Linked DNA regions of Homo sapiens: regions 2 and 3 are each linked to region 1. The links are chromatin contacts, found by Hi-C in ENCODE. All regions are on one chromosome and are shown on one strand. Each heading gives the region's core, a stretch centred on a gene start or an enhancer-like site at or near the end of the contact. The rest is flanking DNA. Distances are from core to core; before and after follow the strand shown.

What was found. Hi-C counts contacts between places; a loop is a spot of excess contacts on that map. Pooled maps may share reads with other maps.
Region 2: a loop to region 1 is called in a pooled map, with 2.0 times the contacts of the local background. The contact joins the promoter of LRIG1 here to the enhancer-like site in region 1. A Hi-C loop is called at or near these places in 7 of 50 pooled maps.
Region 3: a map of CD8-positive, alpha-beta T cell shows a loop between it and region 1 (8-fold over the local background). The contact joins the promoter of SLC25A26 here to the enhancer-like site in region 1. A Hi-C loop is called at or near these places in 2 of 168 maps with a recorded cell type or tissue (CD8-positive, alpha-beta T cell and naive thymus-derived CD4-positive, alpha-beta T cell) and 7 of 50 pooled maps.

The regions. Positions count from the first base shown.
Region 1 is chr3:63,961,899-63,966,712 of GRCh38, reverse strand. All of the region lies in intron 5 of ATXN7 (ataxin 7), which reads right to left. Among named protein-coding and RNA genes, the nearest start is that of PSMD6-AS2, 40 kb to the left of the region's middle. RefSeq lists an enhancer at 1,669-2,173. Within about 2 kb of position 2,297, at least 2 of the 41 ENCODE cell types and tissues checked have a DNase peak (open chromatin) inside an H3K27ac peak, as active enhancers do.
Region 2 is chr3:66,499,164-66,503,977 of GRCh38, reverse strand. It overlaps LRIG1 (leucine rich repeats and immunoglobulin like domains 1), which reads left to right and starts at 2,956. Exons shown (of 19, transcript NM_015541.3): 1 at 2,956-3,788. The coding sequence starts at 3,571. RefSeq lists silencers at 2,587-3,246, 3,267-3,406, 3,447-3,526, 3,547-3,756 and enhancers at 2,859-3,359, 3,360-3,860.
Region 3 is chr3:66,219,160-66,223,973 of GRCh38, reverse strand. It overlaps SLC25A26 (solute carrier family 25 member 26), which reads right to left and starts at 2,973. Exons shown (of 10, transcript NM_001379210.1): 1 at 2,847-2,973. The coding sequence starts at 2,879. RefSeq lists enhancers at 2,350-2,849, 2,971-3,030, 3,201-3,360.

The sequences.
Region 1 (4,814 bases), core at 1,048-3,547:
TCTATTAGACCAAATTCTAAATTGACTCTAAAACAGAAGAACAGTAGCTGCACTGCCCTATTTTCACAAGGATTCAGATCCCAACCCATGTCAACAATACTAAGACCCAGGGGGTTTTCTGAAACCCACTTTTTTTCCCCCAGATTCCTTACAGTAACGTTCATACAATCCAAAACTATGGAAGCCCTTAGAAGACACTAGAAGAACGCAAGGGAAGAGCCATCAGCAAGCCTTAGAAGCACAGGATGAGGATACATCTCCCAAATCTTTTTAAAAGCTCATAAGCGAAAATAAGAATTTTAAGTTAATTCACTGAAGCTTTTCTTAAGCTAGAAAAAAAAAATTCCATGGCTGTAAAACCTGATTGCCACAGGTCTTAGTATTGTTCACCCTACTTCACCTGCCCTCCCTGCAGGGGTAGCCAAGGAATCTCCTTAATGCCATCAATAGCAGAAAAGAACAGGGTAGGAGGATCTTTCTGGAGCTAAATCTCACTTCCCTATCACTGTACTTGTATGACAGAACACCAGAGTCCTTGCTGGCCTTCCTAGCACAAATGCTTGCCTTTCTAATATTCCCTTTCGTACACAGTGATTGTACGAAATACAGTGGGGAAAAATATCGTTATGAGAGTCAGCCAATCCAAGACAGTTCTAAGAATCAAGTCGTTCTGCAACCCTGTAAAAAACCAGGGTGAATTTTAGCAAATGTTCTTAAATGCTACAAACAAACGTCTATATTTAAGTTCACAAATAAACAAGAGAAAAACGAATTTTAACTTATTTTTAAGACCTACATCAGAAAAGGGATGAATGGTCGTGTATGCCAGGAAAATATTAATTTTGTACACATACACAGAAATTGAGAACAAAGCTCAGATTAAAATTTTAAACACTCACATGTGCCCCCTTAATGCCCTGAATAAAATGTTTAAGCAAATACTGCTTTGTTCTGCTTGTAAAGCATTATCACAATTTTCTTCAAACCGTTTCTCGATATCCTATCCAAATAAAGTTTATTTTGATATTAAATATCCCAATGATGGCTCAGACGTTAATTGTCTAGGTCTGGGGACATGGTCATATTTCTTTTTCCCTAAGAAAAAAATTAAGACTACAGACTAAAAAAATACTACAGACTAAAATAACATCTTAATAGAATAACATCCGTGCCTCACTGACCGAAAATTATATGTATCAGCTGTGGTTTGGATGGTGTACACATGTCAATTTTACTCTAGTGCACAAAGGGAGTTCTGAACTGTGCATTAGCCTATTCGCAGCAAACAGGCAAACTTGCAGGAGGCTAGGAGGAACACTCAAGGTTTGGGTTCAGGGGGCAGCCAGCCTGCAGTCTGAGCACTTCTAGTTGTGCAGCCGTGGGCAAGAGACTCAGGAGAGCTAAGGACTGATACTGCCTCCTCCCACAAGCCTGGGGTGAGGAGTAAATTTGAGATAATGCAGGTAATGCAACGCCCAGCACTTGTTAAACGTTCAGCAAATGTTAGCTATTATGATTACAACCAAGGAGAAACTGGATGGATGATAGAGGAGTTAAACAGAAACAGAAAAACTGAGGTTTCTATTATAGAAATTAGTCAAGTCCCCTACAAATCTTGGGATTTCCTAAACTGAATCCTTGAGAAGCCAGCAGAGGTGTCATTCAGTGCTCTGGAGGGCAATAAACAAGCTGTTGGCAGTTATGAAATACTGTGTTCCTATCATTGGTGAAAGCCAGTTCTCCATTTTACAGGAATACAAGTCTCCACTAACTCCACTTCACTGTCTCAGCAGGCCGGGTGAGTTATAATTGGCCTTAATTGGCACTTACAGGAGCTTTAACATTCCTTACCTGCTGCCAAGGAGCACTTGAAAGGGGAAAAAAGTATTTTCAAACTTGGAAATACCAAGCAATTCATTCGGCTGTGGGCCTGGAAGCCTGCTATCCAGAATCAGATTAGCTTCACCTAGAAATGTTGCTATGTTATTATCCAGAGCTCATTAGGTACTCACACTGGATTAGGAGAGGTGGGAGATGAAATTTAAATGGGGATAATTCACCTTGGGGGCTAAAACCATGCAGCAGCCTTCCTCCAGCTGATCTTTTGGTCGATGGCTCTCCAGGGCTCAGCCACACTTCATGTGTGTAAGGCAGGCAAATAAAATATATCTTCATGGCCTGATTTACACAGGCTTTGAGTTAACCACAGCGTGACCTCAGCCCAGTCATTATTTGAAACACACAATGAACACCTTTATAAGGTGACCAGTCATACCAACTGCAAAGAGGATAGGGAGATCAGAAACAAAACTGGCCATAGTTTTTCCTTGGCCTTGCAATTAATCACACTCAAAATTATGATCCTCTAGGAGGCCTCACATTTTGCACAGGGGAATCCTAGCATAAGAGAATGAGATTTCTTCCTTAAATTCCATACAGAATGAATAGAAACTTCCCATAGACGCCCGAGAAACTGCCTATAATTGTTTAAATATTTTTTAAAATAATCACTCGTTTTGAAAGATCTCTTTGTCTCATATTATTAAGTATTACTAGACTTGTGGTTGTTTGAGGAATTTATTTCAAATTAAAATTAATCATACGTGTGTGTGTGTGTGTGTGTGTGTGTGTGTGTGTGTTTATGTGTCTAAGGAACATTGTAAGAGGCTTTAGAAAATTAAATGGAAGCTTAGAAAAATAAATACAACACCTACTCCTTTGGAGATAACTCTCATAGTGGCTGGTAGAGATATAAAGCATTACAGCCTTTTTGGAAAGCAATCCAGCAGCAGCTATTAACACTGCAAATAACTAGTCTTTTGTGACCCAGGAATCCCTTCCTGAGACTCTATCCCACAGAAACTAAACCACCAGTAATTAAGTATGTATGTACCAGAGTGGGTACTGCTGTTTGGTTCACACAGACAAAAAGCAAGAAACAAAATGAATGTCCATAGAGGGCCTGGCAGAGGAAGCTACAGCACAGCCACACTTTAGAGCAGTATGCAACCATTAAAAAGAGGGGATTAGTGTTATCCAGGGCTGTGAATGGATTTACATGAGGTATTGTTGAGTAGAAAAGGAGCAGAAGTGTGCATAATAGGATCCACTTTTTTGTAAAACTATCACCAAAAGCCCCTACTAATAAAATACGTGATTCTATGTGCCTGGATAGAGTTAGAAGCATGAGAAAAATATACAAGGATGCATATTAAGTTACATACTAAGAATGCAGCATGTATGATTTATAGCGTAGCATGGACTGCTACAGTTAGAGAAGGCAGGTAAGTTGAAAGAGCCAATGAAATAAGAAAAAGGCTGCACTGAAAATAGTTGAGATGATTACATTTGTGTATTTATATAAAAATACGTTATAGGTGTATATATTTCATATATTCATATGCCAATCAAAAAATCTATAAAGAAACAGGTCTAAAAAATTTGTGTTACAAAAATGCACTGTGAAGGTAGCTAAGAAAAATTAAATACAAAATTCTGGCCGAGTGTGGTGGTTCACACCTGTAATCCCAGCACTTCAGGAGGCAGAGGCAGGTGGATTGCTTCAGCCCAGGAGTTTGAGACCAGCCTGGGCAACATGGTGAAACCCTGCCTCTACAAAAAATACAAAAATTAGCTAGGTGTGGTGGCGTGTGCCTGTAGTCCCAGGTACTGGAAGGGCTGAGGTGGAAGGATTGCTTGAGCCCGGGAGGTGGGGGTTACAGTGAGCCAAGATCACGCCACTGCACTCTAGCCTGGGCAAGAGAGTGAGAATCTGTCTTGAAGAAGAAAAAAAAAAAAAAAAAAGAAATACAAAATTCTGGTATTACATCAAACAAGTGTATCTTGATTATTGTCACTCTCTTAATTTGTTTGGCTAAGCAGACTGAGACTCAAGTAGCACAACAGACCACAGTTGAATCACCCAGAAAAAGGCCTATTAGCCACTTTGGCAAAATAACATCTTAACTCTCTAAAGCTCACTACAAATCTTCAGTATTAGAAGTTGTAGGCCAGGCATGGTGGTTCACGCCTATAATCCCAGCACTTTGGGAGGCTGAGGCAGGCAGATGACTTGAGGTCAGGAGTTCAAGACCAGCCTGGCCAACATGGCGAAATTCTGTCTCTACTAAAAATGCACAAATTAGCTGGGTGTGGTGGTGCATGCCTGTAGTCCCAGTTACTCGGGAGGCTGAGGCACGAGAATCACTTGAACCTGGGAGATGGAGGCTGCAGTGAGCTGAGATTGCACCACTGTACTCCATCCTGAGCGAGACAGTGGGACTCTGTCTCAAAAAAACAAAACAGAAGTTCTAACGACCTTTTTAATAAATATATCAAGCATAAGAGGCAACGAAACAAATTTCATTCCAAAGTTTATTTGTGACCTGAAGAGAATACAAACCAAGAACTCTATATTGTGTGATCAGGGGCTATTTGTATTTTATTTTAAATGGAAATAATTATCTGTTCTTCTTTTTTAACATTCAAATGCACAAGATGAAAAGGTATAAAATTACTTTGAAGTAAACCTCAAGAGTGGGATTTCTACATACAAAATGTGGGATGAGGGAAATAGCTAAATTTAGCTATTGGGCCCCTCCCAAACCAGTCTGTTTTATGGACTTGGACTAGTACATACATCAGAGGAATTATTCCAGTCAGGTAGTAGGTACCACAGCATTAAGAAGTGATAAAAACTCCCTCTTCTGGTCATATGTAAGATCACAGCTTAGTGGGGTTGAAATCGCAGGTGTGTTTATCTTAGTCATCGTACAAATTAGTCTTGTGAAATGACTGTCAGGAAAAGTACTTTT
Region 2 (4,814 bases), core at 1,707-4,206, 2.5 Mb before region 1:
GGAGTCAAGAGAGACCTGCAGAGATTCTCACTGGGGTTTGATTCCATGCTATCCCTGGGGTAGATGAAAATGAACTGGAAAATCTAAAATCCCCGGATGACTCATTTAAGGAATAAGCATTTAGAAAGATCAAAGTTGCAGTGTGAGGAAAATAAGGACCTACAGCACCCAAATCAACTGTTGCTCTGTGCTGAATGGACCAAGACTTGCACTTTTATGAGCAGAGACATAGATTCCCTTAGACATTTGCTGTTGTTGTTGTTGAGATCTCCTTCATCTTAGGTGGTGGCTGCAGATGAATTCCCCCCTGAGCTGGATATCACTGCTCTCCAAGTTCACACTCTCATTGCAATCACAAGCAGGTTGCTAGTATGTGGGCAAACTTCCATACATGGTATGGGGAGCAGACATGACTTCATGCTTTGCTGTAGACGAGAGGAACTGCCAAGGCTTAGGCGCCCTGTCCCCCCAAGTGTGCCCCGGCTTTGGAATCCTTTTCTCTGGCTGCATGGTAACCAGACCACAAGGGATGCTTTAGATTTGTGGGCACTCCCTCACCTTGCAGATTCTTAAATTCTATCCTCCAGAAAACTAAGATTCCAAAAAGGCATCTCACAAGTACACCCATACACATTTGAAAAAACATTTTACAAGAATTACCCACTTTTATAGTACTAGAAATGAGACAAACCTGAAAGATAATTTTAGGTCAGCATCTCAAGTAGTTCAATCAGTTCAATTCATTTTTTGCTGCATATGCTGTTTTATTGTGGGGTGGGGACAGGGAGGATCTGACAGTTTCATTTCAGGAAACGGCTGTGGGTATTCTGCATCAAATTACTGTTTTGTGTTCTTTGTGTAAAACTTAAACACTGACTGAGAGGACTTCATAAATTTAGGGTCTTTTTAATTCCATTCCCACTGCTTATTATTATTATATTTACCAAAAGGGATAGAACAAAAGGACATATTTCTTCTCGTCCAGATGGAAGGTGTATGTTTATTTGGATTACATATGAAACATAAAAGCTGGTTAAAGCTCTGGGTGGGATGGGTCAGGTGCAGCATTTTTCTGATAATATTTCTTGGGAATTAGATTTGAATTGATTTACCCACATATTTGAGCACTGCTTTGGGCATCACTGCTGAGATCATGCAAAATTAAACAAGAAAAAAATGAGGCGCAATGAATTCAGAAGGGGAAGAAGGAAAAAGGGGAGGAAGGGATAGGAAGATCACATTTTGGCTAAAGAAAAGAGGTGATCTTATGGCTGAGGGAAAGTTTAACACATTTAGTGCATCTCAATTAAAGCAAACCTCTTAGATTGTGTCGAAAATGGAATAAACCCTTTAATTTTTTTTTTTTTTTTGCCTTTTTTCCCTAAGGTTCAACTTCTCCTCTTTACCTCCCACCCCACCCCACTTCCATAAAACACAACTCAGATTTAATGTTCTGGAGCAAATGTTTTTCAACAGACTTGACCTGCTTAATCTTCCTGACAATGTGCGCAGTTATGTTAGTAATTTGCATACTCTTGGGAAGGGATATGAGACACTAGCAAACCAAAACGCCCAGAGGGCAGCTATATGTTACAGTGGTAATCTTTTTCTTTTTTTCTCAATGTGTGTATGTCTGCTTAATGTTACCACGTACTATCGTAACACACTACTACTATGGTCTGATCTTTAAGAGCAAAAGTTAGAAGCTTTGTTAACTATTATTTCTCCTTTAACTCTGTCTCTTACGAATACACAATGGCTTCTTGAAAATTATCTTAAAAAGACTCTGATTAAAACAAAAACCCAATGACAACAACAAAGCAACCCCTTTATCAAAGGCTGCAGCATTTCTAGAAGTACCCTTCAACTCACTAGCTGGGAAGGAGAGTGCACTTTTTTTTTTTTTTGAGACGGAGTTTCGCTCTGTCACCCAGGCTGGAATTCAGTGACAATTCAGTGACAAGTCTCTGCTCATTGCAGCCTCCGCCTCCGGGGTTCAAGCAGCTCTCCTGTCCCAGCCTCCCGTAGCTGGTATTACAGGTGTGCACCACCACACCTGGCTAATTTTTTTATTTTTCATTTTTAGTACAGACGGGGTTTTACCATGTTGGCCAGGCTGGTCTCGAATTCCTGACCTCAGGTGATCCGCCCGCCTTGGCCTGCCAAACTGCTGGGATTACAGGCGTGAGCCACCACTCCTGGCCGAGGGTGCACCTTTGAGACTAGGTTTCTGCAGCACACATTCATTTTAGTAATCAAGGACATATTGCTGGATTTAGGACGTGAAGAACAAGTCAGGAGCAGATGCTCCAGGCTGCTCGAGGAGGAAGGGGACCACGCCTAATGAAATAACCAAGGATGTCCCAGTCAGGAAGAAATGTGTTAAGTTTTAAACCTGTGTCTTCGCTTTTGGAAGGAACCTGGAAAACGGACGCGGGTTTGCTTCTAATCTGCAGTCCTGCTTGCAGCCTGAGGAGGACGTAAAAAGCCTTGGGGCCAGACAGCCCCAAAACGGGGGCGTTTTACCCTCTTAACTTTCTCTCCCCTTCTTGACGCAGAGGGCGTATCTTCACGCCTCCTTTCCCCAGCCCGCGTTCCCGTTCTCCAACAACAACCTGCGTGTCTCCTTTAAGAGGCGGGGGCCGTCCCTCCCTTTCTCCTCCCAGTCTCCCGCCCTTCACACCTTGGGTGGGAAAAGAGTGTGGGGGCGGGGTAGCCGGTGAAGCGGGAGGGGCGGGATCACAGCGAGCGCTCCAATGGCCCTCGAGGCTGGCCACGGTGGACTCCGGCAGCCAATGAGCAGCAGGCGGGGAGGCGTGGCGGGGCGCTGTTGCAAAGCATCCAACGTGGGCCAGCAGGCGGCCGCGGAGCGCGGAGCCTAGGGGGTGTGTGCGGGCGAGCGGCCGGGGGCGGGGCTTGGGGGACCGGCCGGGGCTGGGCCGCGGGGAGGCGAACAGCAAGCGGCTGATTGTTCGGCTGCGAGGTCGGCGGGACTCTTGCTGCGCGGAGGAGCCGTGCGGAACCCGAGGCTGCGCGCGCGCGCGCGCTCTCTGGCCGCGGCGTGGGGACAGCGAGGCGCACTGGGGCCTCCCAGCGCGGGGCCGGCCGCGCCGTCCAGCCCGAGGTCTACGGCTTTGCGCTCCGAGCCCAGAGGAAGATGCCTGCCGGCACCGAGCTCGGGCTGCGGGGCTGAACGCCTGTCTTCCAGGCGCAGCGGCAGCACTGCCCTCGGCCGGTGTCGGTAGCGGCACTCGGCGTGCCCCGGGCGGACGAAGAGCGCAGGCTGGGTACACCTTGCCCGAATCGGCGGAGTTCGCAGCTAGCGCGGGCGGGCCGGCCGGCCCGGATGGGCGCGGGGTTTGCGGCCCCCGCCGGGTGCTCCGGAGCGGCCCGGGCACCGGGGGCACGCTGAGTGCCGGAGCCGCGGCCGCAGAGAGAACTTGGGGCGGGGGCCATGCCCCGGTGCGGAGTCTAGAGCCGAGCGGAGCGCCCCGCGGGCCCGCCCGCGTCTGCGGCCGTTCGGGTCCTCACAGTCCCCGCGCCCGGAGTTCGCAGCGCGCTCCAGACAAGATGGCGCGGCCGGTCCGGGGAGGGCTCGGGGCCCCGCGCCGCTCGCCTTGCCTTCTCCTTCTCTGGCTGCTTTTGCTTCGGCTGGAGCCGGTGACCGCCGCGGCCGGCCCGCGGGCGCCCTGCGCGGCCGCCTGCACTTGCGCTGGGGACTCGCTGGACTGCGGTGGGCGCGGGCTGGCTGCGTTGCCCGGGGACCTGCCCTCCTGGACGCGGAGCCTGTGAGTGCCGCCCTTTCCGCCCTCTCTGCGCCCCGGGGCTCTGTCACTTGGGGATGGAGCGGCGGGGGTTCGTACTCAGGGAGGGGGTGCGGACTGGGTTGTGTGTGTGGAGTTGTGCGTGCTTGTGCGTGTTGGAAGACTGTCAGGTTGGAGTGGCGGAAGGGAGATTCTGCGTGGAGGTCCGGGGGAGTAGGCGTGCGAGAGAGCCTGGAGAAGAAGAGCGTGCCTCGTGGGGTCTGGAGACGAGCGAGCGTGGGTCGTAGAGATTTGGGGGTTAGCCAGCACGCGTCGTGCGGGCCATCTGGGGGTGAGTGAGTGGGAGTCTGGAGCTGAGTGTGTTTGCGGGTGGGTGGGTGGGAAACGTCTGGAGAAGAGTGTGAAGAAGTCTGTGGGGGTATGTGGGTGCGTTTCCTTTTCCTCTCCTGTAATCCAACTATTTGGTGTCTGAGCTCCTTGGTCTTCCAGTGGGTAATGAATGAAGGTGACTGTTGGGTCCAGTCTTTCGTTTACATTATTTATTAGTTGATAGTGTGTGTAGCCGTCTCCTGATCCCCGAAGACCGTGGTGGCCTGACTTGCCTCTCTGTGCGGGGCAGAAGGCAGTCTTCCCCCGAGGACCCCTGAGTTAGAGGGCTTTGACAGTTCCTGGCGACCTGTGAGTGCTGGGAGTTTGTCCTTTTACGCCTGTTTGGCATTTTACGGAACTGTGTTCCAGACCCTTCCTGTGTGTTCCCTGGGGCCCCATTGGGCTTGATGATCCAGTGGGGTGGGGCCCACCCTCAAGACTCTCTCCTCCATAAATGGTGCAAATGAGTTTTGGAGAAGTGCTGCTTCAGGAGAGGGTGCCAGGGGCTTGGCTGATTTAAGCTGTTTGTTTCACCCGAAAGAGGTTCTTTTCTGTGCTGTCAGGATGTGGGCTTATTAGGACTTAGTGGGACACTTCTTACAGGAGATTTGACAGGAAAAAAAAGGCATTAGACTTCTGTGTAAACATGGTAGAATAGAATAGTCTTCTTTTACTTCTAAC
Region 3 (4,814 bases), core at 1,724-4,223, 2.3 Mb before region 1:
CTCTGTCCCATGTTTTAGCAGCTTCTTACTGTCTTCACTGAGTTAAATGTTATTTATATAAATATCTTTAGGTTGCTAATACATAGTTCCAGTTGCTTTCCTAAAAGTATGCACTGATCAATGTACTCTTTGAGGATTTTGTTTCTGGATACCCCACTCTGTGCTCCAAATGATAACTAACATCCCAGAGGCTCTCCACTTATTCAATCCTCTTCATGAAGCTTTAGGAAGGGAGCATTTCAATGTCTGCTACTTGCCAGGCTCTGCTCTGTGTGTTTAATGTTACCTCATTTAATTCTTCAAATCCAAGTTTCAAGACTTCAGCAATCATCTAGGCTTTTCATTCAAAGTAGTACTGAGTGCTTACCTAGTGCCAGGTACTGGTAAAAGAGTAGTAAGCAAAACCAAACTCCCTCAGGAGTGTTCACTGTGTCTCAAACGCACTCCAAGACATTAAAAAGTAGCCACTCCATTTCCGTACTACTCTGATAATAAAACATTTCAATGGCTTCCATTACACTACAAATGAAATCCAAATTATTTTCCCTAGCCCATAAAGCCCCACCTCAGCTGGCTTTGCCTACCCCTCCCATACCAACCCCTGCCATGCTATCCTTACCCATTAGGCCTCACCACTTGAAAACTCTAAGCTCTTTCCACTTGAGCCATTCCCCATGACTGAACCTCCCACTCTGATCATCAAAAATTCAAGCCCCTTCCTATCTTTTAGGTCTTAGCTGAAATGTTACCACTTCGTGGCTTTCCTTGGTCACTCCATCTAAGAGGTTCACCAATATTTGCCTACTCTGTCGCATCTTCAGTTCATTTCTTTCATAGCACTTATTCATTGCAACTGTTTTATCTGCTGGCCTTTCTTCCCTACTTGAAATGGGGTTATCTGCCACTGTATCTACAAAGCCTACCACAATACCCAGTGGGCAGAATAGATGGAAGAAAAATTGTGTGCTGAATGCATAAATAAAATGTTTTTCCTTTACCTGGAATGAAATCTAGTTTCTTGAAACTTCCACCTATTGATTCTAATTTTACCCTCTATAAATACATTGGGAAAAAAGTATACTTTACTGCATGTGTATCATACTTTAATTAAGTATATACTAAATCCATTCTTTTGTTAACTGCAGCACTCACCTGTGTTTTAGCAATTGCAACCTTTGCTGACTTCGGAGAGTATCAAGAAGCAGATAAGGGCACGACTCCCAGGTGACATCACCTGGGTTGGAATATGAGCTCCAATACTTACACAGACGAAATGGATCTCACTTGTGTGATTTTGAACTAGTTATCTAATCTCTTGGTATCCCACTTCCCTCATTTGGAAAATTAGGATAAGAGTTCAATTATTGTGAGAATTAAATGGGATAATGTATGTAAAGAGCTTACCCCAGTTCCTGGCACAGGAATGTTAGCTGACAAACTACTGCTGCTGTGTCACCAGCTAGACAGGAAAGCTCCTTAAAAGCGGTAACATTGGCCAGGCGCCGTGGCTCACGCCTGTAGTCCCAGCACTTTGGGAGGCCGAGGCGGGCGGGATCACGAGGTCAGGAGATCGAGACCATCCTGGCTAACACGGTGAAACCCCGTCTCCACTAAAAACCCAAAAAATTAGCTGGGCGTAGTGGCGGGCACCTGCAGTCCCAGCTACTCGGGAGGCTGAGGCAGGAGAATGGCGTGAACCCGAGAGGTGGAGCCTGCAGTGAGCCGAGATGGCGCCACCACACTCCAGCCTGGGCGAAGAGTGAGACTCCTTCTCAAAAAAAAAAAAAAAAATCAGTAACATTATTTCTTTATATTTCTAAGACCTACCTTATACAAGTTTCAACAAATCTAGATTTAAAGCTATCATCCTACAAGTCTGGCTAAGACATCCCTACTTCCATATATTCCCCTAACACCCTGAACCTAGCCCACCTGTTATTTATCCCAACAGTCATTTTACTATTTTGTCTCTAACACCTGACCCTTAGGAGCAGGTCTATCTTGTTCACCATGTTATCCTCAACACCTGCAACACCAAAATTCGATAATTAAGTGACTAAATCACTGTGGGCCTCCATTTTCCCTATGAAAATCATTTTAAAAATTATTTGTCTGTCTCTGCCCATTCCACACAATGAAAACGTAGGCAGCCAAACTCTGTTTTGTTAACTGCTGTATCTAGTATCCTCTACCAGACGCTCCAAAATATTTGGTAAAGGACTTTTTTTTCTGTTAATTCATGTTGATTCTCGTAGTTTTCTGCTACGGAATTAAATACTAAGCCTGTTTATTGACTCCGCAGCGTTCCCGATGAGCTATGTGTGCTCACCAATATTTCTCCAAAGCCTAGGCTTGGAGCAGAAATAGCAGATTATGTATTGAATGAACAGAAGGACATGTCATTTTCTAAGACTGAAAAGAGATGCAGCAAAATGAGAAACGTAGTATTGAATAGAAGGGCTGGGAGCGATGTGAGTAAGGTTTTTGTTGTTGTGTTACATACATTTCTTTAATTCCCAAGATCTCTAGAGTAGTTACACTATTTAATGAAAGAGTAGTTAACAGTGTATAATAGAAGCTCTTTTTTAAGTAAATGAGGGTGCAAAAGACAATGACTCACCTTCCTTCCCCCACCTGGCTCTTATGACCTGGCAGTACAGACATAGCCTTAACACCTGGCCCGCCGGTGGCCTGGGAGCCTCGTGCTCCCTCTCAGACCTGGCTGCCAGTAACCCGAGGACAGTCCAGCCCGCAAAACCGGAAGAAAACCAGTGCAGAGAACGCCCGCGGGCTCCAATGCCGGACGCCGGCACTCTGAGCAACCCACCCCACCGCCCCGCACTCACCACCAGCGCTGCCACGAACCCCGGCCGGTCCATGGTCGCTCAGACCTCGTCAAGGCTACAATCCAAGCCGGAGCAGAAGCGGATCACGTCCTCGCGCGCTGGGCGCCGCCATGTTTGAGGCGGGTCTGTCTTGAACTTCCGGGACCACGTGACGTAGAACCACAACAACTGCACGTGCAACGCGAGACACCTGGGCCTAGGGGAGGGCCAGAGAGGAGGGGCGGGGCCTCGGGGAGTGTGGTGGAGCTAAGTCTCGGCAAATCCCTTACCTCGGTTTCCTGCAGCAGCGTTGTGTGCAGCTAGACGGAGGAACTTTCGCGAGCAAAAGATCCGTGGCCGAGATCCAGGAGAGAGCAGCGGTAGAATGAGGCCGGCGTGATTCTGAACTGTAAACCCAGAAGAGGCGTGGCTGTGGCGGAGGGAGGAGTCGTGAGGGGTAGTACTAACCTCGGGAGGCGCGATTCGGGATCCTAATCGGATATTTCATTTTGGTTTATCTCTTAGTTTTGTCAAAAAATTTTATCTGAGTTTATATTAAATTAACTCATTATCAGAAGATTATTAAATAAAGATATAGAAAAATACATCAGAAGTTTCCTGACCGGAGTTAAAAATTAGCATCCTCCATTTCTCTTTACAGAGTTACTGCATTTAAAATTATTTGTTTGTTCAGTTATTTACCTGCTCATGTTGTTCGCTGTTGTACTCATGTGTACACCTCAAAGCACACGTTATTAAGTACTTAATAACATTTCTTGGAGTGGACCTGTCTTTATTAAACAAACAAATACCTTGTAAACTTCTGTATATATTAAGGGCCAACTACATCTCAGACGTGGTGCTAAGTGATTGACAGACATTTTTTCATTTAATCCTTTCACCAACCCTATGATGTCAGCAACACTAGTGTCCTCATTTTACAGAGGCTCCTGATGCTCCAACAAGTAACCGACTCAATGTGGCTACAGAGAACACAGCAGAGCAAGCACTGAAAATATACTTAATGCCCTCATCATCTTTCCTCAAAACCGTTATAATAACCTGAGCAGGCTCCTTGCCTGGCCTTTCTTCAATCCCTATTCTATAACACTGCTAGAATTATTCTTATAATTATTCTTATTCTCTTCTAGGTAAAATGATCTAGAAATGATACGCAGAATAGCTTTAGGTGTTAGATGGAATTCAAATTCTATCACCTGCTGGGTTTGGGGATAAGTTTTCCAAGATTAAGTTTTCTCCCCTGTAAAGTGGCGATAATGATAGTCACTTTGTCATGCGGTACTATTATATTAATAGATTAAATGAGATAATGCACTCAAGTTCTTAGCCTAGTTCCTGGCTCATAGAAAGTACTCTCTAAAGGTGATGGTAATGTTATTTCCCTGCTTACAACTCCCCTCTGCTGCCAATGGAGACAGTCCAGCTCCCTAGCATGGTATACACCTCTCAGCTGGTGTCTCCTGTCACTCTTCCCACTAGCCGGACTACACACAGACAGACTATACACTTCCAAGCCTCCTAATTTTGCCCATGTTGTTCTCTCTACCCAGAATACCTTTCCCTAAGCTGCCTGTAGGCCCTCTCAAAACATGCTAGTTCACTTTGTCAATGCCAGCAGAAGAATCTCTGTTGCTGCTATTAATGTCTTTCAAAGTCTCATGTGCTTTGGTCAGGCCTACCCAGGATAATCTCCATTTTTATTAACTCAAAGTCAACTGATTAGAGACCTTAATTATATCTGAAAAATTCCTTTTGCCATACGTGACAACATAATCATGGTGGTAATGTTCTGTCATACTCACAGGTCCTGCTCACAATCAGTGGGGTGATTATGCAAAACACATTAGGGGCCAGGAATCTTGAGGGCCACCTTAGAATCCTGCCTACTTCACATTCCTATAAACCCTCACCGGCAGCCTCCTCAAAGGCCATCAAGTTTCTATTAATAAGCTTTCACTGACATTTCCC